Linked DNA regions of Homo sapiens: all the other regions are linked to region 2. The links are chromatin loops, found by intact Hi-C in ENCODE. Cell type or tissue: Caco-2. All regions are shown on one strand.

What was found. Peaks named below come from ENCODE experiments on the same cell type or tissue, not always from the same donor. Only the 100,000 strongest peaks of a DNase experiment are listed, where the experiment ranks them.
Region 1: it touches region 2 in a loop (6-fold over the local background); 2 of 110 quality-filtered maps call a loop at or near these places.
Region 3: it touches region 2 in a loop (3-fold over the local background); 2 of 110 quality-filtered maps call a loop at or near these places.

The regions. Positions count from the first base shown.
Region 1 is chr13:50,241,589-50,249,588 of GRCh38, reverse strand. All of the region lies in intron 2 of DLEU1 (deleted in lymphocytic leukemia 1), which reads right to left. Among named protein-coding and RNA genes, the nearest start is that of DLEU2, 120 kb to the right of the region's middle. RefSeq lists enhancers at 19-534, 4,173-5,372. In Caco-2, no CTCF peak of the experiment used is centred here; a DNase peak (open chromatin) is centred at 4,418.
Region 2 is chr13:50,331,367-50,339,366 of GRCh38, reverse strand. All of the region lies in intron 2 of DLEU1 (deleted in lymphocytic leukemia 1), which reads right to left. Among named protein-coding and RNA genes, the nearest start is that of DLEU1-AS1, 190 kb to the left of the region's middle. In Caco-2, no CTCF peak of the experiment used is centred here; DNase peaks (open chromatin) are centred at 3,836, 4,276 and 4,778.
Region 3 is chr13:50,382,905-50,390,904 of GRCh38, reverse strand. DLEU1 (deleted in lymphocytic leukemia 1) reads right to left here. Exons shown (of 7, transcript NR_109974.1): 3 at 614-707. Among named protein-coding and RNA genes, the nearest start is that of DLEU1-AS1, 140 kb to the left of the region's middle. In Caco-2, no CTCF peak of the experiment used is centred here; a DNase peak (open chromatin) is centred at 3,664.

The DNA of each region.
Region 1 (8,000 bases), 90 kb after region 2:
CACTGAGACTTTTTTAATTTAAATGCTGTCAAGCCAATATGTCCCCCACCTTGATTGAGTCAATTCATTTCAAAACTTAAACTGAGTTTATACTTTTGGCTTTACACTAATTTTAGACTATCACTGTAGCCAGTCCAAATTGTAATTCTCTAGTTCATGCCTATTCTATCATCAAACACAAAAGAACAGCAGGCTAAACCTACAAAGTGACCTTGGACAAGTCTCTTAACTTCTCTGAACAGGGCTAACCCACTGAACAACTCCAGGGGGCCCCATTCATCCCATTGTCTATGCGAATGCCTCCTCCTGAAGTTGTGTTGTGGTCTCAGCCCTGGATCTGCCATTCCTCATCTGTAAAATCAATGGGTTAGACCAAAAACCTTACTCTATGATTTGGGGTCACTTATACTTTTTGATAATTATTCCTTCTATACTTTCATCTTCTTTCCTAATAAAATTACTGATGAGCTGCAAAATACAGAGTAGGATGTGTGTCCCCCAGGTCTCATTTTGCATTCTTGGGAGGCTGCTCTAACTAGGTCAACAGTCACCCTTCACTTCCTTTAGAGCACCATAGGCCTTCAAGAGTGTGGAAGGAGCAAGCAAACTGCCACTTCCTTGTCACACTGAGCAAAATCCTTGTGAGCAATGATGTGTAACAACATGAAACATATATTCTGAAAAACCCCTGAAAAAAGACATCTGGCCGACCCTCAATGGATCTCATCCACAGAGAGAATAGAATAACTGATCTGAAAGTCACTGGTCTTGGCATTGTGATCGATTATGTGCCTTGCTCTTTTGGTTTTGTTGAGGCTGACATCCATAATAGTGAGCTGTGATTGGCTGTTACTGGAAAGACAGGAAAATGCCATGCAGCACAGTGCTGGTTCAAAATGAAACCAATAGTACTAGATTTCTTTATGTTACTAATTATGTCTCCTGAAAATGGGTAGTAAGTTGGGAAATAATTCGATAAAAGGAAACATGATAAATGTACTATTTATCAGAGTGGGCATGGTGGCTCATGCCTATAATCCCAGCACTTTGGGAGTCTGAGGTGGGTGGATCACGAGGTCAAGAGATAGAGACCATCCTGGCCAACCAACATGGTGAAACCCCATCTCTACTAAAACTACAAAAATTAGCTGAGTGTAGTGGTGCATGCCTGTAGTCCCAGCTACTTGGGAGGCTGAGGCAGGAGAATCACCTGAACCTGGGAGGCGGAGGTTGTAGAGCCGAGATCATGCCACTGCACTCCAGTCTGGGTAACAGAGTGAGACTCCATCTCAAAAAAAAAAAAGTACTATTATCTATAAGAGGCAAATTAGCATGTGCAAAAGCCCTGCCTGACATGGGGGCAGAGGTTAGTGAGTTCCAGAAACTGAAGGAAACCAAGGTGTTAAGAGCACAGTGAGCAAGGGGGAAGAGGGTGGGAGATGAGGCCAAGAGGGACCAGACCCTACATGGATGTGTCGACCACGTTAAGAAACTTGGGTTTGAACATCCTTGTCCAACAGTAGAGGAATGGGGTAGTAAATTAGGTTATTGCAGCACCACAGAATTCTACCCATCACTGATTCCCAAAGTATGTTCTAAACAGTTTTTAGTGTGACAGTTTTTCATAGTGTAAAAAGAAAACATTTCACGTAAATATTAATTTGGAGAATATGTGTCAAATCCTCATCTTTTAAAAAAGCATTTTACAATATTATAGGCTTTCAGAAATACTACAGTGAAGAAATTTGTTTACTTTTATAATTTCCCAAACTTATTTGACTTCAGTGATGTTTTATTATCCCCAAGTAATGTCAATTAAATCTCAAGAAAATAGCATTCTGTAGAATATATTTTGGTAAATATTGCTATACATTCATTATAGATGATCACATATGGGAAGCCTATAGAAAAATGAAAAACATACCATGATACAACTATATAAAAATATACATGTATGCAAAAGTTATATTTAACTCAAAAACATCTGCTGCTTAGGATGACAGATTTATCAGTGATTTATTTATTTCTTTAAGTCTTCTTTAACACTGATAATAAATCATTTTTTCAATTAAAAATTATAAATTAGTCAAAAGCAATGAGAGCCATATTTTTTTAACTTATTTGAATTTTTGCCAATTCAATCAATCCATGGGTGGCTGCACAAATTTCACTCCATTAGTGAAATTTCACATTCATTATTATGAGGAAGAAACTAGTCATCATAATACCAGTTCTAATCCCTTGCTGGCAGGTTAATCTAATTAACTTCTCTTAATTGGATGAGTTAATTTAAACTAAAATGCAATTTGATTCATACCATGTTTCACTCCAGACATCACCATAGGATACATGGAATTCTCCGAACTCTTCCAATCCCATTACTACTCAGAAAGCCATTTCAAAGAGCATTTCACAGGCAGAGATCAAAACCTTTCTAAAACGTAAGTGTTGGGGCCAGAAATTAAGTCACTGTATTTTCAGTAATTCATTCATTTATTTATTCAACAAATACTTATTGAGAGCACTAGGCAATGCCTAAGAATATAAAAATTAAAAAGAAAATCATTATCCACAATGAATTCTCAGTAGGTGATACAGACATGCAAAAAGAAATAATGGAATATGGAATAAATTCCCTTACTCTGGTGTTTATTGGCATAACATTAGTTCAGAAAAGAGAAGCCAGTTGTTCCCAGCACAGGAAGAGTGGGTCAGAAAGGCTTCAAAGAGGATGAAATGTTTGAGTAGTATCTTCAAAAATGGGTTTGCCAGGCAGATGAGATTGAGAACACATCCCAGGTACACAGAAAAGAGTGTACAGAACATAGATGTGTAACCCAGCATGAATGCCAAGTGGGACCTAGTAAGAAGGCACAAAAACCTGCTGTGAATCTATCAAATAAGATAGAAATTAACACACGACCGTAAGTTTGGATTTTAGATGGCAACAGCCATTATAAAGCAACAGAAGATTCAGCAAACTAAAGAGAAAGAGTCAAATCTCAGTTGGTTGAAGAGCAAATGAGTGTTGGCGCCGGGGGCAGTGGCTCACGCCTGTAATCCCAGCACTTTGGGAGGCTGAGGTGGGCGGATCGCTTGGGCCCAGGAGTTCAAGACCAGCCCAAGCAATATGGCGGAACCCTGTCTCTACAAAAAATACAAAAATTATCCCCGCGTAGTGGCACCCGCCTGTAAGCCCAGTTACTCGGGAGGCTGAGGCTGGAGAATCACTTGAACCCAGGAGGTGGAGGTTGCAGTGAGATTGCACCACTGCACTCCAGCCTGGGTAACAGAAGGAGACTCCATCTCAAAAAATAAATAAATAAATAAAAATAAAAGTGTCGGGAAGCATACTCAGTAGACCCAGTCATTTGTGGGGCTCAGACATTTTGGCAAGTGATAGACTTAATTCATGTAATAAGCAGGTGTTTATCATGGAATTCTGCTGTGCATGTATTAATTTAAAAAATAAATATTTGGCTGGGCGTGATGGTTCACACCTGTAATCCCAGCACTTTGGGAGGCCGAGACAGGCAGATCACTTGAGGTCAGGAGTTCGAGAGCAGTCTGGCCAACAAGGTGAAACCCCGTTTCTACTAAAAAATACAAAAATTAGCCCCGCATGGTGGCGCACGCCTTTAGTCCCAGCTACCCAAGAGGCTGAGGTGGGAGAATTGTTTCAACCTGGGAGGCGGAGGTTGCAGTGAGCCAAGATTGTGCCATTGCACTCCAGCCTAGGTGACAGAGCGAGACCCCATCTCAATCAATCAATCAATCAATCAATCACTATTTTGTAACTGAATTTCCAATGTGTAGCATCAACAGCTACACAGCTACAACTACAGTATGAGTGATTCTTATAATTTCAGCAAGTCATCCTTTCATTTTTTAAAAAACAATAGTACTCAATGGCAGGTTGCAAATAAATCTTGATATCCTCAGATTAAATGCTATATAAAAATAAAGGATAATCCACTTCAAGTACAAAGATTCCTAAAGTGCAGAGCAAAGAAGCATGTGTTCTGAAATCTTCAATGGAACAAAAGGAGAGTGGTGCAGTTCACAGCAATGCTGCTCTCGGAATGTTTGTGGTGGCATTTCCCTAAGTGTTGCAGGACATTTTGTAAGTACGTTTACTCCTGCATGAAGAGACTAGGCTGTGCTCACACTTAAAGAAAGGTAAAGGGGAACATTATAGAATGGAAGAATTACAAGGGATCTGAAGTGTCATCTATCTAACCTCTATATTTGATGGATGAAGAAGCAGAATTAGAGAGGTTAAGTGAGTCACCCATGGTTTACACAGTGAGTCAGAGCTGAAACCAAGCCTGCAACCCAAGATCCCAGCTTCTAGTCATCTGGTGTATTTGTTTTTGCTGCACCCTCCTGACCTGTCCCAAAGGCCAAAACTAAGTCAGAAACAGAGCTAGAAGTCAGTTACAAGTTGAGTCAACAATGCGGTGATGCCATTACCCCTGGGCCTGTAACTGAGGGTACTTTTTGTAGTGAACGTGGGGGAGGGAAAATCACTCTGAACACCTGTGCTGTGCATACACTCACAACTCATGGAGCAAAGTTCCTCTTCCACCATTTCATAGTCAGTCAGTCAACGAATATTTCCTGGGGGCTACTCCATGCCAAGGACAGTGCTAGGCCTTGGAGATTACACTAAACCAGACAGAGCCTCTCCGCAGAATTACATTCTGGTTGGGGAAGACAGATAATAAACAAGTCAACTAATGAATACACGAGACAGTGGTAAGTCCTAGGCAGAGAAATAAAATGTGATGATGTAATAGAATGTGACAAGAGGGAAGGTGGGCACTGCCTCATCTTGGGTGGCCAGGGGAAGCCTCCTTCTTCTTATTAGTGGCTGGTGCGGAGGGCATGCAGTCAGGCATTAGGCATGAACGTTCACATGAGAATCCATGAAAGTGGCCTAAGCCTGATGTTCAAGGGATAAGGTCAATCAGAAGTCAAGGCAGGCATATGTGTGTCTACGTGCAGGGGGATTTCTGTCCACGTGTCACCAACAGCAGCGGGGAGAGAGTGGGCGGAGGGCAGTTCAAAAGAATTTTCTGTAACAGTTTGCTGCTGTTTCCTTTGGCTTCTATTAGGCTTAGCTACTTAATATGCAATGGTTTTCACCCTGTGGCCTTCCTTCCTTCCTTGAGGCTCTAATAATATTCAATTGTCCCCCTTTTTTCCACATGACTTCTTTCTTATTTTAACTGGATACAACTGTTCATAACCATGGGATGAAGTAAAGGTGATGGAGACTACTATCAAGATCCCCATCCTAATCATAAGCATTTCTAGGACCATGACAAATGTGGGAGAGCAGTGGAAATGCTGATTCAAGGGGCCTTCCAATAAACACAAATGGACTGAATCCAAAGTGAATGCAACACCATCACAGCTTCTTAAGGGAAAACAGCAAGGGGATGTTGGAATTAATTTGAGGCCTCTGACATTGAGAGAGTTGGAAGCAATACAAAACTCAAAAAGTCAATCTGCTTTGGGAATGTTAAAAAGAAACACTTGTTTGGAAAGAATTTTTAAGTGTGCAAAACGAAGACTATTTTCAGTGGAATCTGCTCAGTGAGCCTGACCACACACTGGGGGATGAGAGATGTATCGCTGATAGTAAAAACACAGTATAAAAGATGAAAAATGGTGCACCTGTATAGGGCACTTACCATGAATGGAGCTTGCAGGACCAGAATTTGCTCTGGGTGAGTCGGTGAGTGAGTGGGGAGTGAATGTGACGGCCTAGTAATGATTGTTCACTACTGTAGACTTTAGAAACACCTACACTTAGGCAACCCTAGATTTATAAAAAAGATTTTTCTTTCTTTAATAATAAATTGACTTTACCTTACTGTAACTTTTTTCTTTGTAACTTTCATTTTTTAGCCTTTTTGACTTTTATAAAAATATTTGGTTTAAAACACAAACACATTGTACAGTTGTACAAAACATTCGTCCTTTATATCCTTATTCTATATGCTTTTTTCTGTTTTTTAATTTTTTTAATGTAAACATTTTTGTTAAAAACCAGAACACAAAAGCACACATTAGCCTTGGCCTACACAGAGTCAGGATTATCAATATCATTGTCTTCCACATCCATATCTTATCCCAAAGGAAGTCTTCAGGGGCAGTAACATGTGTGAGCCGTCATCTCCTATGATAACAACACCTTCTTCTGGATACTTCCTGAAGGACCTGCCTGAAGCTGTTTTACAATTAACTTTTTAAAATATAAGTAGAAGGAGTACACTCTAACATAACGATAAATAGTATAGTAAATACGTAAACCAGTAACAGTCATTTATTAGCATTAGTAAGTATTATGTACTGTACATAATTATAGGTGCTTTTATATGACTGGTAGCATGGTAGGTTTGTTTACACCAGCATCACCACAAACACGTGAGTAATATATTGCCCTACAATATCATGATAGCTACGACATCACTAGGTGATAGGAATTTTTCAGCTCCATTATAATCTCATGGGACCAGTGTTGTATATGAGGTCTGTTGTTGACCCAAATGTCATTATTTGGCACATGACTGTAGTTATTTTGTGTTTTGTAATGTCTTTCCCTACTCCTCCTTAGTATCTAGATGGACTTTTAATGCTTTATTTTCCTTGTCTATGTAATATTTAGGAAAATTTTGGATGGCTAGCGGGAAAAGATTATATATCGCCCTAGTTTATCTTCCTGGATAGTTTTTTCTACCACTGCATCAAGCATCAGTAGTTTCTAAAGAGGGACTCTTCTCATGACCACAATGCACTGAAAACATGCCACCCCCAAAATTCCACCATCCTGCTGCACCCATGGAAGATGAAGTGACAATGATATAATCACCCTATAACAGTGAGTTGCAAAAGCCCAGCTCTCGAGACTAGGGAAACAGAAATACATCTGAGGAAACTCCAGCTGCAGAGTTCAGTGTGCCTTCCTATTCTGAAACCTTCATTTTCCTATCCCTTGTTTTGCTGAACCAAAATTTTGACTAAATTCTCTTTTGTTTCTCTGGGAAAGCTCCTAATAATGTATTCCATATGATCACTGCCCTTGGAATGGTTAATTTTTTGCTTAAAGCTAAGGCACTTTATCTTCATAGTATTTTAAATGTGAAAGTTTTCTGTCCTTTGAAGAGATTGGAGACGTAAATTTGGAAATAGTTTTTATGGTGTGATAATAATAATATATACCTTCTGCTCACAACTCTTCACCAAGGTGAAGGAGGAAATAAAAAATATTTTAGGTCAGATTTATAGTGTTTAGATTTTAATATATTCTTTAAATATAAACATGATATTTCAGATAATCACTGAAAATTGTCTCAGTTCAACTTTTTCCACTGCAATAAAGGAAGATTTAAGATTGTACACTTATACATGTGGTAAAATATATGATATCATATGTATATAAAGTATACAGAAGTAGATAAACATCTACAGCCTAAAGATGTAAAGCCTGAGATTATATATTTTAAATTTTTATAGCTCATCTAGAAATCTAATTTTATCATCTCAGATATCCTGGCTCAAAGATATGGAATTAAGAACCACGATTTTACATGGCTACATATATTTTATAACATACATATAGTAAATTGCATGTTTTGTTTTATTAAATATAATGACATATCATGCTAACTTAATGGAGATACAGTTGATTCTCATTATTTATGGATTCTGTATTTGTGAATTCCCTTGCTCACTAAAATTTTTTTATAACCCCCAAATCAATACAGCACTTTCGTGGACATTTGCAGACATGCGCAGAGCCGCATAAAATTTGAGTCACCCAATGCACACATTCCTAGCTGAGGTCAAACAAAGCAACACACTGTGTTCTTGTTTCAGCTCTTGTAGTATAAACAAGTGTCCTTTTTGCTGTGCTACGTTTTTTGCATTTTTGTGCTTTTTTTGCTGATTTCACTGTTTAAAATGGACCCCAAGTATAGTGCTAACATTCT
Region 2 (8,000 bases):
AAAATAAACAATAAAACAGTACGAATAGATAAAATACTAGAAAAAACTATCCTGATTTTTTTTTTTTAATCCAAGTCTGGATGTAGAGAGTTCTCACAATGATCCAGGCAGCAGTTTTGAAGTTTATATCTAGTTTGTTTTAGTAAATTTTCTAAATTCCAAAAACAAAGAAAAAATTCTAGAAGTATTCAAGCAAAAACCACCTGTTTTTGTTACCTGTTGTTTTAGCCTGGGTTTCTGTAAAGACAAAGCCTGAGGCAAAGGTTTAGGTGCTATTGTTTTGGTGGGTGTAAAACAACCCCAGGGAAACAGAAGTTGGGAGAAAGGAAGAGAGCAAGGAAGAGCAAATATCCAAGGTATCCTTAGTATCAAGCATAACAGATTTCTCAAAATTTCACGGGGCCTTTTGAGCCATGGCAATTCTGTCCTGAGAAGGAAGGGAAAACATTTTACCCACTACCTCCCCACCTCGTGTTGGCCAAAAATGTGCCCCTGGTGATGTAAACTTCCATGCATTTCTGGGTGCACATACGTCATGGTGAGCAAGTCTCAAGATATCCAGTGCCTCTGTATCAACAGGGAAGCCCAGGTCCGAAGGTGAGGGATGTGGGACTGACAAGGCAAGGCATGGTCGGCTATGTCCATATGAAGTCCACTGGAGGCCACACAAAGCTGGTCGTCACAGCAGCACCTGGGGCAGGACAAATGCCAGGGGCCCCAGAGACTGGTTAGGCCTAGAGAATGGGAGGTGGCTGCTTTTCCTACAAAGGATCAAAAGTCAACTTTAGACTTATCCTCGGCAACTCTAATTTTAAATAAGCTTGGCAAAGCATGCCAACTTCATACAAGGCACTAGACACTAAAGCAATGGAGCAGCATTTCCGGAATTTAAGTGAAAAAAAGTATGACCCAAGAATTCATATAGAGTCATTGATCTTCTTGTAGAAAGACAGCAGAAAGGCATCCTCAGATGCAGAGGCTCAGAAAATCTCCTAATATCTTTCTGAATAAAGTTCCTGCAGTACACAGTCCCTAGTACACAGAAATGAAATGCAATTAAGAACCCAAGAAGAGGCCAAGTGCATTGGCTTATGACTGTAATCTCAGCACTTTGGGAGGCCGAGGCTGGTGGATCACTTGGGCCCAGAAGTTCGAGACCAGCCTGGGGAAAACGATGAAACCCAGTCTTTACAAAAAACATAAAAACTTGGCCAGGCATGGTTCCTGGGGAGGGTGAGGTGGGAGGATCACTTGAACCAAGGATGTCAAGGCTGCAGCAAGCTGTGATCACGCCACTGTGCTCCGGCCTGGATGACAGAGTGAGACCTTGTCCCAAAAAACAAGAACAAAATAAAACAAAAAAGAACTCAAGAAGAGAGAAGTTGTAACTAAAAAGGATTATCAGGAAGCATTAAAACCTGTTAAATTACAGATATATTAAGTTGGTGCAAAAGTAATCATGGTTTTTGCCATTAAAAGTAATAGCAAAAAAACGCAATTACTTTTGCACCAGCTTAATAGGTCTGAATAATCACTGCAAATCTTAACAGAAAAAAAGAAAAATATTTTATAAAGAGATACATATTGACCACTTTAAAAAATTAAATGTGGCATTTATAATCACACATTAAACTTTTAAAGTCCCACATAGCTCAGCGTTCAAAATTTGGAGTCATAAATGCTTATTTTTATTCTTGATTTTTATATTTCAAAAAAGATGAGCTTTATGAGTTAGGGTTTTCTTTATTTAAGGTATATATTTGTAGATTGAAAATCAGGATGTTTACAGAGAGGCAAATGCAAAGCAAGTAGTATATACAGCACAAATCAGAATAAAAGGGAAATATAGACACGAAAGTGTAAGTTAAGATGCCTGAAAGAAAAATTAATTTAAAGTGCTGGGAATAAATATAAATGAATCAAATGGCTGTACTAAAAAAGAAAAAGGCTTTCAGACTGAATAAAAAACAATGAGCTATCTATAAGAGATTTGACACATTGTTTTTTAAGTTTGGCAAAAATATATCAGACAAATGTAATATACAATTCAAAACAAATTACATTCAACTTTAAAAAGCCAATTTTTAAAAATTGATAATGGTACCAGTCATAATAAAAATTTTACAATTAACAACTTTTATACATCTAAGAATAAAGCACCAATAGAGAAACCTGACTCCAAGCTCAGAGACACCAGTACCAGCCAGACAGCACCTCACCATCACCCAGACACATTAATATCACTGATGGTCTTATTCTATAGGTAAGGAAACCAAGACTGAAGAAAGTTAAGTGATCTGCCCAGAGTCATCTAAATAATTACTGAAAAAGTTCAGAACCTCCTATCAGGTCCTCTGAGGGAAAATCCTATTCACTATACACCTAATTTTGTGTCATCCACCAACACCTTGTTTCCATCCCAATGGGTGTGGTGGTCATTAGGGCTTTTCACAAACATGGCATTTCTCTCCTTGCAGGCACACTGCCGCCTTGCACACCCATTCACTTGAGGTGTGTATGGTTGTGCATCCATATGGGCTTCCTCACCATCTCTTTTCACATGGCCTTGGCAGCCAACGATGTTCCAAATAATGACTGCAATAATAACCCAAAGCAAAGACCCCACCCATCCAGCCCCCATCATCTCAAGATGAACAAGTAGTGTGAGAGAAATCAATATTTATTGTTTTAAACCACTAAATTGGCAGTGGGGATGGGGTGGGGGGTCTTCAATACTACAACATTATCTACATCTATTCTGACTGATTCATCATTAATAATTTTTTTCTCTAAGACAAGGCCAAGGACAAATGCATGCCAGCATTTCACGGGAAATATTTCACAGGCCAAAAGCCATTATTCAGTCATTTGTGGCTTTAGCCATTTAACCAGTTACTAATCCCCCTAATTGTACTATTGATAGACCAAAAGCCTATCAAGAGAGACTCTATCAAAGACTTACTGAAATCCAAAGATATGTCTATTGCATTTATTTATCAGATGAGCCATAATGCCAAAGAAGAGATGAAGTTAGTGCAGAATGACTTCTTTATCAGCAATCCACACAAATTCCTGGTGACCACTGCTTGCTTTCCTAAATGTTCACAGATCCTTTTCTTTAGAAATCTACCCTAGGAGGTAAGGAAAGGTAATATTTGATCTGAATCTTAAGAGACAAATACAATTTTCACGGGCAGAAATTGAGGGGAAAGGATATTTCAGGTTGAATAACAGAATGAACAAAATTTAGGTGGAATAAAGTACATGGCTTTGAGTTAACCAACCCTTTGCATCCATTTTAGCCCATGATGCAAAGGTGGGCTAAATGGCGACAGTGACTTCATAATGTGTAAAGATTGTTAATGCACGCAAAGGGCTTTGGAAACAAAAAGTGAGCTGGACTGAGAAAATTGCATGTTTTAGCCTTTGGCATCTTGTAATAACTGATATATTACTTTATCTTTAAATGAACCTAGAAGAATTTTAAGTATATAATTACATATTAACCTAAGCACCCCCCACAAAATTGCTTCCTAAAGGAATAATAAATTTTCAGTGACAAAATTTAATTAAAAACTCACTCTTAAGATTATAGGCAGATAAATAAAAGACCTTTAAAAGTGTTACACTTGCTGGGCGCGGTGGCTCACACCTGTAATCCCAGCACTTTGGGAGGCCAAGGCAGGCGGATCACTTGAGGTCAGGAGTTTGAGACCAGCCTAGCCAACATGGTAAAACCCCATCTCTGCTAAAAATACCAAAAAATTAGCTGGGCGTGGTGGTGGGTGCCTGTAATCCCAGCTACTCCACAGGCTGAGGAAGGAGAATTGCTTGAACCTGGGAGGCAAGGATGCAGTGAGCAAAGGTCATTCCATTTGCACTCCAGCCCTCCAGCCTGGACAATAAGAGCGAAACTCCATCTCAAAAAAAAAAAGGTGTTACACTTGAGGAATGAATTCTTCTTGCTAAGCTTTTTTTCCTAAAGCGAATTTGTTTCCCATAGGCTCGGTGACTAAATTCAGAGACTTCATGACAAAAATAATAGAAAGTGTCTGCACAGTCATTATGGGCCCTCCCTGGCTAAGTAAGAGAAGGCATACCTCGCCTTTATGCTGTCATCCCAGAGGTCAAAGGTCTTCTGTCTAGTGCACAAAGCTGGAAATTTCCAAATAATCTAAGAAAACATTCAAACAGTTTCAGACAGTTTTTTCCATTATTTACAATGCCGCCCATGATAAGATGGAAATTTTCTGAGGGTGGCGTGATAAGCTTCATGTAAGCAAGACACAGCTAATGGCTTGAAGCGTGGAATTCCAGGGCTTCCTGAACAGGCTGTTTTAGTACAATCTTCCGTTGACAGGGTTAAGCTGCTTATAGATTCCTTAGATAACATTGCAAGGCAGACAGCAGAATAGAAACCCAACTCTAATGACTCAAGACAAAAATGACAGAAAATAGCAAACTAAATACCAAAGAGCAAGGAGCTTCTGAAAGGCGAGACATTTCTCTTTCTATATCCTTCCATTTTTCTGCCTCCACTAAAGATGAAAATGGCAACAAGCTATACTGTTTTTGGTAAATTACTGGCCACACAGTCGGGTGAGCATTGTTAGACTGAATGAGCCAAACCCTAGATTTTACCAAAATTGCCAATGGATTTGAACCACGGGTTTGAGCTTCCAACAGCTGTAGTTAGTTGGCTACATGGCCATCATATTCGAGCGTGTCTGCTCATGGTCACAAGACAGGAGGCCACAAGGATGGTGCCACTGAGCCACGCCTGGAAGGCGAGAGAGCTGTGTGCGAGCTCCATGCTTGCTGTCGGCTGCCCTTACTCAAACTGCCTCTCCTCTGGGCATCAGAAACCCCTCTACAAAGCTGGCCAAGAGGCAGGCAGGGGCTCATCCTGATATCTAGTCCTCACTAGCTCAAATTTTATAAAAACAGGAAACAAAAATCCTAGAAAAGTGCAAGTTCCTATTTTCACAAGATTTCTCAGGCTATTTTACAGTTTCGAAACACTAAGCTGGTGTCTAAAACTACAAGAACACAGAAGTGTTAAAACTGCCAGACACTTGAAAGATCATCTAGTTCAGAAAGTCCTTATACAAATAAGGAAGTAGAGGCCCTCAGAGGGGAGGTAACTAGTAAAGATCATGGTGCTGGTGGTGGAGCCAGGCTTCAGATTTCCAATCCAGATCTTTTTTTCTCTATGCTATGCTGTGTCCTTTGTTTTTTGTTTTGTTTTGTTTTGTTTTGTTTTGTTTTGTTTTGTTTTGTTTTGTTGAGACAGAGTCTTACTCTGTCGCCCAGGCTGGTGTGCAATGGCATGATTTTGGCTCATTGCAACCTCCACCTCCCGGGTTCAAGAGATTCTGCTGCCTCAGCCTCCTGAGTAGCTGGGATTACAGGTGCCCCCCACTACACCCAGCTAATTTTTGTATTTTTGGTAGAGATGGGGTTTCACCATGTTGGCTAGGCTGGTCTCAATCTCCTGACCTCAGGTGATCCACCCACCTCGGCCTCCCAAAGGGCTGGGATTACAGGCATGAGCCTGGCCCTCCTTTGAGGATCAAGGGGAAGTGGAAAAATTCTACCATCTAAATATCTCCTGAATGTATTCCTCTCTAGCTCAAATGATACTACCTTCCACATTTTTTTTTTTTTTTGAGACAGGGTCTCACTTTCTCACCCAGGCTGGAATAAAGTGGCATGACCATAGCTCACAGCAGTCTCGACCTCTTAGGTTCAAGTGATCCTCTTGCCTCAACCTACCAAGTAGCTGGAACTATAGGCACCCAACTAATTTTTTGTATTTTTTGTAGAGAAGGGGTCTCACTATGGTGCCCAGGCTGGTCTCAAACTCCTGGTGTCAAGCAATCTTCCTGCCTTGGCCTCCCAAAGTGCTGGGATTACAGATGTAAGCCATCATGCCCAGCCCACACTTGTTAAATGCTGCTAAGTGTAACTTGCTTTTTTCCCTAATGGATTGCCAGGACTCAAATCTCATCTACTCCAATTCTCTTCTCCACTATTTTTAGTAAACTGAAGTAATGTACCTAAATTTCCCAATGTCAATATGGCCCACATCACTTTCTTACTTAAACCCCTGTAATGATTTCTCATTTTTTATTATGTAAAATTAAGTTTCTCATCATGGCCTGAAAATTGCATGATCTGGCCATGCCTAACTAACACCTTCCCTACCATGTATGCTGAGCTCCTGCTGCAGGCATTCCTTGCACATCATGGTTTTGGTTTCTTCCCTCTGTACCCTTTCATGTCATGGGTCCCTTATCTGGAAGATTCTTCTCCCTTTTGTTTGACTGGGTAATATTTATTCCTCTTTCAAAACATGGTTTAATGAATATTCATCCCAGTGACCAATGACTATTGAGATCTAACTATTAGGCAAACTTCTAGTAACCACACATCATGTCCCCAAGTGCCGTATTTATTAGGCACTGCACCAGGTTGCTGAAGTATCTTATGGGCACCATATTAAAAATTCATCTAGCTTTCAAACACATAGACAAAATATCTGATTAATAGGATAGGGACTTTCTGAGCATATAAAAGCTAGAAATCAAAAAGAAAAGACAAGTAGATCTAATTACATACAAATTAGAAACTTCTGTTAAATAACTCGGAAAACTTTGCATATGACAAATTATTGGCATCCTTAATAAATAAAAAGTTTTTATGAAACAAGTACTAAAAACCATAATAAAGAAACGAGCAAAGAACATAAACTGAGATTCATTAAAAAAGTACTAATTACTAATAACTGTATAAAAAAGAATTTAATTAGCTACTCAGGAGGCTGAGGTAGGAGAATCGCTTGAATCTGGGCAGCGGAGGTTGCAGTAAGCCGAGATTGCGCCACTGCACTCCAGCCTGGTGACAGAGAGAGACTGTCTCAAAGAAAAAAAAAAAAGAATTTAATTCCACTAGTAGACCAGAATAGAAATAAAAAGAAGATAATATTTTTCAACCATCTAATTAACAATAATCATATTCAGCAATGACAGGGTAACCAATAAAATAATCACTCTCGTACTTTGCTAATGGGAGCTAGATTTATATTACCTATTTGGAAAGCAATTTTGCAATACATATCACAAGCCTTAAAATTTCACTCCCTTTGACCCTGTTATTTTTCTTCTCAAAATCTAGCCTAAGAAAATTGTCATAAACAATCGACAAATGGGATCTAATTAAACTAAAGAGCTTCTGCACAGCAAAAGAAACTACCATCAGAGTGAACAGGCAACCTACAAAATGGGAGAAAATTTTCACAACCTACTCATCTGACAAAGGGCTAATATCCAGAATCTACAATGAACTCAAACAAATTTACAAGAAAAAAACAAAAACCCCATCAAAAAGTGGGCAAAGGACGTGAACAGACACTTCTCAAAAGAAGACATTTATGCAGCCAAAAGACACATGAAAAAATGCTCACCATCACTGGCCATCAGAGAAATGCAAATCAAAACCACAGTGAGATACCATCTCACACCAGTTAGAATGGCAATCATTAAAAAGTCAGGAAACAACAGGTGCTGGAGAGGATGTGGAGAAATAGGAACACTTTTACACTGTTGGTGGGACTGTAAACTAGTTCAACCTTTGTGGAAGTCAGTGTGGCGATTCCTCAGGGATCTAGAACTAGAAATACCATTTGACCCAGCCATCCCATTACTGGGCATATACCCAAAGGACTATAAATCATGCTGCTATAAAGACACATGCACACGTATGTTTATTGCGGCACTATTCACAATAGCAAAGACTTGGAACCAACCCAAATGTCCAACAATGATAGACTGGATTAAGAAAATGTGGCACATATACACCATGGAATACTATGCAGCCATAAAAAATGATGAGTTCATGTCCTTTGTAGGGACATGAATGAAATTGGAAATCATCATTCTCAGTAAACTATCACAAGAACAAAAAACCAAACACCGCATATTCTCACTCATAGGTGGGAA
Region 3 (8,000 bases), 52 kb before region 2:
GCTCCCCTCTCTGGCACTCTTCTTTTAGAGGTTTCCTCTCACTTTCTTCTGGCTCTGGCTGCTCTCAACTTTTTCTTCTAGTTCGTCAGGCCAGAAAGACTATGGGCATTGTCTAAGGCCTGCTCTTAAGCTAAAAACCATAAATAGGGGAAGACACACCTTGTCTTATCCTTTCACACATGTGCCAACTAATCCCCATAATCTGCTTACAGTTACTCACCTTCAGATAGTTGTTCTTTGTATTGTTTATCTGTGGTCAGTCTGGTAGCAATTTAGCCATCCCAGAAGTGAAAATAAGTATGCACATTTTAAAGTAACAATTAGGCATAAGACATTTAAGTGTGTGAGTTAACTTTTTGTGTTCATTTTTCCACAATAAGAAGACTTAGAGGAGCAAAAGAACACAAGACAGCTTGGAAGTGGAGAATAAGTTTCTGGAAATTGAGAAAACACAGAAAAGGAGGTAGAGGCACCACGACAGCATAATTATGGGCTGAGTTGATTCTCGGTCCAGTCTGGCAAGAGTGATGAAGGTTACTGGTAAACATGTGGAGAGCCACATGCTGTGCTCCATACCTGCTCTTTGTCCCCCAGCCCCACTCTCCACTCTCACCTGCTGTCTGCCCTGGAGGCCAATCTATATGAAAACTGTGTCAAGGGTTCCCTTTTCCTCTGGCTTCCATTTGCATTCAACCAGTGGAGAATACCTGCAGGAGATTAAAGGGAGGGAGGAAAGTGAGGTCAGGATATTTTTCCCCCAAGATCTCTCCCTGGTAGGTTTCTGTGACTTGATTGCATTCCTCCACCAAAGGCCACATTAACTATCAGGCAGCCCTCTCAAAAACCTCTCTAGGTGCTGGTAAACACTCCTTTCCTTCCACCCTTCTGGCTTAGTGTTGGTAATGGCCCTCTACTGGGGCGCTGCAACATCCCTTGTTGCTTTTCCTAAATCCTGCGCACACTTTTGTAAACAGTTCCTTTATTAAACTCTTCCCAGCATGAGCGCACCATCTGTTTCCTGCCAGGATCCTGATGGATAGAGCACGCTCAGAAAAACAACTTTAACAGGGCCTTAGAAACAGGATGGTAAAATATCAGCCCACTGTCAAGGAGGGGAGAACACATTAAATACCTCCAAAATAATAACTCATAAGCTTTATTCACATGTATTGCCTAATTTAATGCATTTAACAACACTCAGATTACATAGGTAATGATATCATTTCCATTTAAAGTTGAGAAAATTGAGACTCTAAAGCAGGTGGGCCACTGGGATTCCCTGACCTTCTTTAGGCTATAAATCCTCTTATCTCCCCACTACCCCTAACCCATTTCATTCAGACAACACACACCACCAACGCTGAAATGTAGAGCTCTCCAACTTCTGGGGCAGCCAGGACATTTTTAAAGTCCTTGAAGCCCAGGAAGGGTGTGGTCATCCCAACTTTGCTCTGCTTCTGTTAAAATCCAAATGCTAGAAAAATAGTCCGTGGTAAATTCAGCCAGTTTGGAGACCTGAGCATATTGTTCAGAGACCCCTCTTGCATTTATTTTAAAGAAACTATTTTTAAAAACTAAAATGCAATATGGGAGTTGTAGTGTGTACAGCTCACTGAAGTATTCCTTAAACATCACTCCAGGGCTCCACAGGAGTTCCCAAGCTTCAGGTTGTGAAACTCATGATACAGAATTTAAGTCAGCAGAATAGATTAAGACCTCAGGCTCTGGGAATGGGCAGATCTGAGTTCCTTTACAACATTTGCTAGCAGCCATATTCTAGGCAAGCTGCAGAATTTTTCTTATCTTCAGTTTTCTCATCTGTAAAATGGAGATAATAATAATACCTACATCATAATGTTAAATAAATTAAATAAGCTCAGTCATTTTAAGTGCTTAATACAGAGCCTGGCTCACTATAATCACTCAATAAAATACAGCCAACATTAATATTCAGATTCAAATTCACAGCAAAGATTCATCTTATTATAATATGGCATGTAAATATTAAAAGAAAAATGTCTTTAAATCCTTCTGGACACATATTAAAGCTTCCCAATTGGGAATTTACAAAGAAATAGCCTTAAGAGTATCCAACATTGCTCCCATTTCCATTTCAATAAAAGACTCCAGAAGTTGCTGGTCCTCTAAATAAGCCTTGTCATTTCCTTAAGTAAACTTTCCATACCACTGGGTATAAAATGTAACAGAAAGCTATGTGCTCAATTTATTTTATAGTTTCTTACTTATTGTTTTCCATTTCCTGTTTCAAAGCTGTAAACGTTCCTTAAACTGCAGCTAAAATTACTATTGCCATTGAATTACCTAATTTCTTAGTGTAGAGTCTGGATTGGAGGGCACTCCACCCCCAGTGGGCTACAAGCGGCATGTTGCTAAGCAAGGGCTGTGCAGTTCACTCTTGCACGTGGTTCTGACTTTGCCATTTGATGCAGGTGGGTTCTTTCTGCAAATTGCTCATTAGAAAATCTGGATCCAGATTTTAACCATGGAAGTTATTCTAGAAATATTTAAGGACTGATTGATCCACCAGAAATGGGAACATTTTTACCATATTTGGTCATCGTTCACAGGGAGACCAGAGTTCTCCCTTGTAAAGGCTTTCAACCTATTAAATATTTTATCTCCAAATTCCAGTGAGTCTTTGGAAAAACCTCCAATCTATCCTTCCCCCTTCAGTCAAGGCCAGGATCATGGAGCCCTGCCCTCTAAGATTGACCCATGGAAAGCTCAGGGAAGCGTACTCCTCAGACATCAGTGTCCAGGCACAAGCAAGGCCTTCTGGGGACATCATTCCGTGGAGCTGGGTGCAAGGCCAATGTCTAATCTATTCCAAGAATCAGAACCTAGTTAATGTCTCTCACACACTCCTCTAGAAATGACCATAAAGTTAATGCCATAATCAAATATTTGGGTTTTTTGTTTATTGGTTTGTTTTGTGCCTCCTTCATAATCAATCTCTATTCTGAAAAATGAGAAGTAAACTGCAGCTGTTGGGATTTTCTGCAGATGGTCTCGAGATGGACAGCAAGGTCCCCAACATAAGACTCTATACACTTATGATAATTTTTGTCAGCCATAAACAGATATAATCTCAACCACAATGACTTTAGGCATCCCAAGGCTTCAATCAAATAAGTTTAGATGTCCAAGTATTCAATTTTTATTTAAAATATCACCAGAACTTCAGTGACTCTGAAAACCAATCTTTCATTTTTCCTTAATGGTACCACTGGCTGATCAGACAGACAGGACTCCTGATATTCTAAGTATAAAGGTTATTAAACTGTTAGGCAAACTGTCTTCAGCGAAAAACAGGTTTCAGTTTTCAGTAACCCAAAATAGCATACCACCGTGGCCACTGTGATCTTAGGTAGATCCACCACCGGTGAGGGAATCACTAAAAAAAATGGAAGCTACAGAGTAGTGTTGCCTCAAGCCCTGTGAGCCACCAAGCCTTGATGCCAGAAAGTCTGGATATCATGCAAAGTAGCTGGAAAGCAGGCTACCTGTTGCATGGTGGTGAACTGACGGCATCATCAGGCATTCTGCCCTCCCCACCACAATCTAAATATCAGCAGATGAAATAAACTCGGCGCCAGTGCTGAAGTGGCTCCAACTGTCTCCATCATCAGACACACCCCCTGGCCCTGGCCACTGGGAGGTGCCCCAGAGACAGCAGGTGGGGCTTCTGCTCTCTAAATACAGGAGGCCCTTTCAGCTTCTGCTCTAAGCTCCTTTTAAACCACCACTGGAGATTGGAAAAATCAAAACTTCACAGCAGTGATAAGAGCACTGAAAAGAAGCAGATTTCCTGAGTCTTGAAAGGAAGGGGAATTGGAAGATAATATTTTTCTCACTGCTGTGCCTGTGTTTTCTTAGGCCCAGCTAAATCCAAGGCGGTCTCTCCCAGGCCTAGGCTCTCCGGAGGACTGCGCGCAGGCAGCTGCCGAGGGAACAAGGGAACTTGCTGCCCAAAATGTGTAGCTGCGAGTCCAAGAAAAGGACACAAAATCCTCAGGAAGAAGGTGTGTAATATTTTTGTTGAATCAAATCGTGATTGTGTAAGGGGAAAAAAGACACACATAAAAGGCTATTTAGCGTTTGGCAAAAAGGGGGAAAAAAGAGCTTTCTGTGTTCAGTACAAACTCACTTCAAGGGAGCTGTAGATCAAATTACCAGCCTGTGACATGTGGAGATTGGCTGAGCAGCGGGCTGACAGTAACTCAAATTCCAAAGCTTCTGGACTGTTCCCGAGCCCATAAACTACACAGAAAATGATCCTGTTTGCTGAATTATTTTCAGTTGCAACAGCTGCTGTAACAACTCAGAGAATTTTAATATGTATATACAGGGCTGATGAGTAACCACTTCAAATATTCTGCAATGGGGTCTCATCTTCCCTTTCAATCCTTTTAGGTGGAGGTGCTAGAGCTGCTGTGAGGGGCCCAGAAAAATGAATGGGCATGGGTGCATGTTCAGGGGTTCACACAAGGAGTAGAATTAGAACTGGAATTCTGAGGGGAAGATCCACAGGAGGAAAAGAAATGTATCTTTTCACAATAAACATATACGTATGCATGACTTTTATAATTCAAAAAGTGAATTTTTTAAAAAATCTGGATAAACCCCATATATCATCATGATTAAGAAAGTATCCAATAAAAAAGGTTCGGAAATTAATTTGAATTTAACAAGTGAGTTTGCAATTTAATTTACTAAGAGGTGAGTATATGAGTGGCATTACAGAGTCTACAGACAAGGTTTGGTTGGCACCTGTGTTTATGGACCTCTTGTAATAAATCAAGGGAACATGGGGATGAGGCCCAGGCTGTACTGGAGCAGGGATTGCAATTGCCAGACAGTCCAGGTAAGGACTTATTTATTCATTTGGGCTGGCACAGGGCTTTAAAGCATTGGAATCTGAATGTCTTTAAGTGGGAATGCACCCTTCATTGTGACAGCAACCACCACACGTCTTTATTCTACATCCTGGATTTGCACATCCACATGCATGGTCCCTAAGGCATTTGAGTTTCCAACACCTGCTGTCCAACCCCATCACTTCCATTTCTGATCAGGAAGTCAAACGTCAGGATATCAGTGAGTGAGAAAGGAGAAAACTGTGTTGGAAAGTAAATGAAACAAATTAACAGAATAACAAAATTGATAAGCACCATTCTAGCAGTATATCAGTTTGTTGGGGCTGCCCTTAACAAAGTATCACAACTGGGTGACTTAAACAACAGAAATGTATTTTCTTGCAATTCTGGAGGCTGGAAGTCCAAGATCAAGGTGTTGACTGGCAGGGTTGGTTTCCTCTGAGCCTGTGTCCTTGACTTACAGATGATTGACTTCTCTGCATGTCTTCACATGGTCTTTCCTTTATGCATGCATATCTGTGTCCTAATCTCCTCTTCCTGTAAGGACTTCAGTCATATTGGATTAGGGCCCACCCATATGACCCCCTTTTCCCTTCATTACCTTTTTAAAGGCCCTATCTCTAAATATAGTCACATTTTGAGGTATTGGGGGATAGGACTTCAACGTACAAATGGTCAGTAGGTTACTATTCAAAGAAGAAAAAGTTGTCTATACTCTCTCTCTCTCTATATATATATATAAATATATAATCAATATTGGCCCACAAAAACATTCCCCCTACAAAACCTTCTTTAGCCAAACCAACCCATAATTAATCATAATACAGAGATTCACAAACTCTTCCATTTATACTCCTGGGAGTCTTAGAGGATGTCTCAAAACAGCCTTCAATAAGCATAAAATTCCTTTGGCATCTCCCTTTTGCAGGCTATTCCAAAATATACCCATGTTTATTTTAATATAAAAGTAACTTCCCTCAAGTCTACTCACACTTTAGGAAATTGCACTATGTTCTGCTTGTGGCTTTGTGTTCTTTTTGACAAACCATATCTAGGCCTAGGGGTAACCACTAAGCCCCATTCCCCTCTCTGCAGCAGGGGTGGAGAGAGGGGATCTCCTGTTGTCTTCCTGCCTCAGAGCCACACCTGTCCTGGGCCATTAGAAATTTCTCCTGCAGATCTCCTGCCATTGCACTTGGTATTTCTGTTATTGTTGTTGTTTTCATGAGAATTTCAATGGCAAGATGGAAAAGGGCAAATCTCTCCATTTTAGATTATCACGTAATTTATGAGAGGACTATGAGTTTAATGTTAATATGAGTTTTTTTGGGAACCAACAGTGAAGGTGTGAGGTATCTGATAAGGGGGCTAGGCAGGTGACCAGAGAGAACACAAGCTCTGCAACTTCAATCTCATCATCTTGGCCAATATATACAGGCTGTTCCTTTCCCCAGCCAGCATCCAGGACCAGAGGCATTACCTGGTTTTATAAAATAGTAAACGCATAAATTTTATAAAGCAGTAAACAATAAAAATATAAAATAGGAACTAAAAAGTTATGACAAAAATACAGAAAAACAGATAATAATATAAATAATACTCAAGTTAAGACCAAAAATTGAAAAACAGATAATAAAGATAAAAATTGTTTTGTTTTTGTGTTTTTTTTTGTATTTTCTAACTTTTACCATGAAAATGTTCAAACCAACAAAAAAGTTGAATAGTGAAATCAATGCCTATATATCTTTCAATTCAATAATCGTTAATATTTTACCTCATTTACTTTCTCCATCTCTCTCATGAATGGCCTAAGGATAAGGATATTCTCCTACATAACCCTGATACCATTACCACACCTAAGAAAGTGAACCATTATTCCAGTTCATATTCAAATCTCCACAATTGTCCTAAGAATATCTTTGCTTGCTGTGTTTTGTTTTGTTTTGTTTTGTTTTTGTACCAGCATCTAATTCAGGTTCCGAAGTTGCTTGTGGTTAATTCTTGTTCCCTTTTACTCTAGGATGGTCTCACCCTATCTTTTGCTCCCCCCATACCATTGCCTCTCTTTGGAGAGAATGTGTCCCTATGCTATTGTGTAACTTTTTCTATATCCCCTATATATAGGAAAAAAAGAACTTTTTAAAAGTGGATTAAAAAAATGAAAAATGTTAACCCTAAGGCAGCATTAAAGAAAATAATTATTAAATGTAATTAAGCAAGTAGAATACAAAAATAAGAAAAAGAATTGAAAATATTGGACAATACAACTTATCTTAGAAATAATTTTTAGCAATAAAAATTTCAGAATGATAAATTTAAAAGGAACTAAAACTTTGGGTATAAAACTGGATAACATAAGAATGAAAATCTAATTTAATAAAAGGAAAAGGTCTAAGAACATGTATATTTATAAAAGGGGGATAATAATAGGCCTACATGTATTAACATAAGGTGAGTGTTTAGAGCAGTGCCTGGTACATTCTGATGGCTATGTAACTGTTTTCTATGATTGTCATCATCATCATCACCACCAGATAAAATGGATATTGAAAAGCAAAAGTTACAACAGGAAACCTAAAGTATTTATGAGGAAATAAAGAGAAGATAATATTATAATGAGCAAGAATAAAAATCCCCAGTCAGTAAAACACTTCCATTGAACCCCCACGCAATTCACAACATTGTCATTCAGGAGACGAAAAGGGGGCAAATACCCTGGAAAAGTCCACCAGCCTCCTGGTGACAGGTAAGGGTCTGGGAATTTGCACCTGTGTCCATACACTTCTGTGTACCTATCACAAATGACAGCAACTGTTTTAGAGCAAAGGACACATCACCACATGAACATCTCGGAAATGACAGAGGCTGGGTCACTTATGAGGGCCTCCCACACCAGCACAAATTCTGCACCACCCACCCACAGTTGCTGCCATGCCAGCCCAGGAAGAGTCCCAGCCACTAGAAGAGAAGGAAGACATGCATCTGCACTCCTGCACACCTAGAGGCTGCTTCCCGCAACTAAGTAAGCATTCTCTTGGAAAAAAAAAAAAATAGAATGTGGAGATCTAAGACATTCAACTTTTTGAGGCTTTCCCCAAGTTT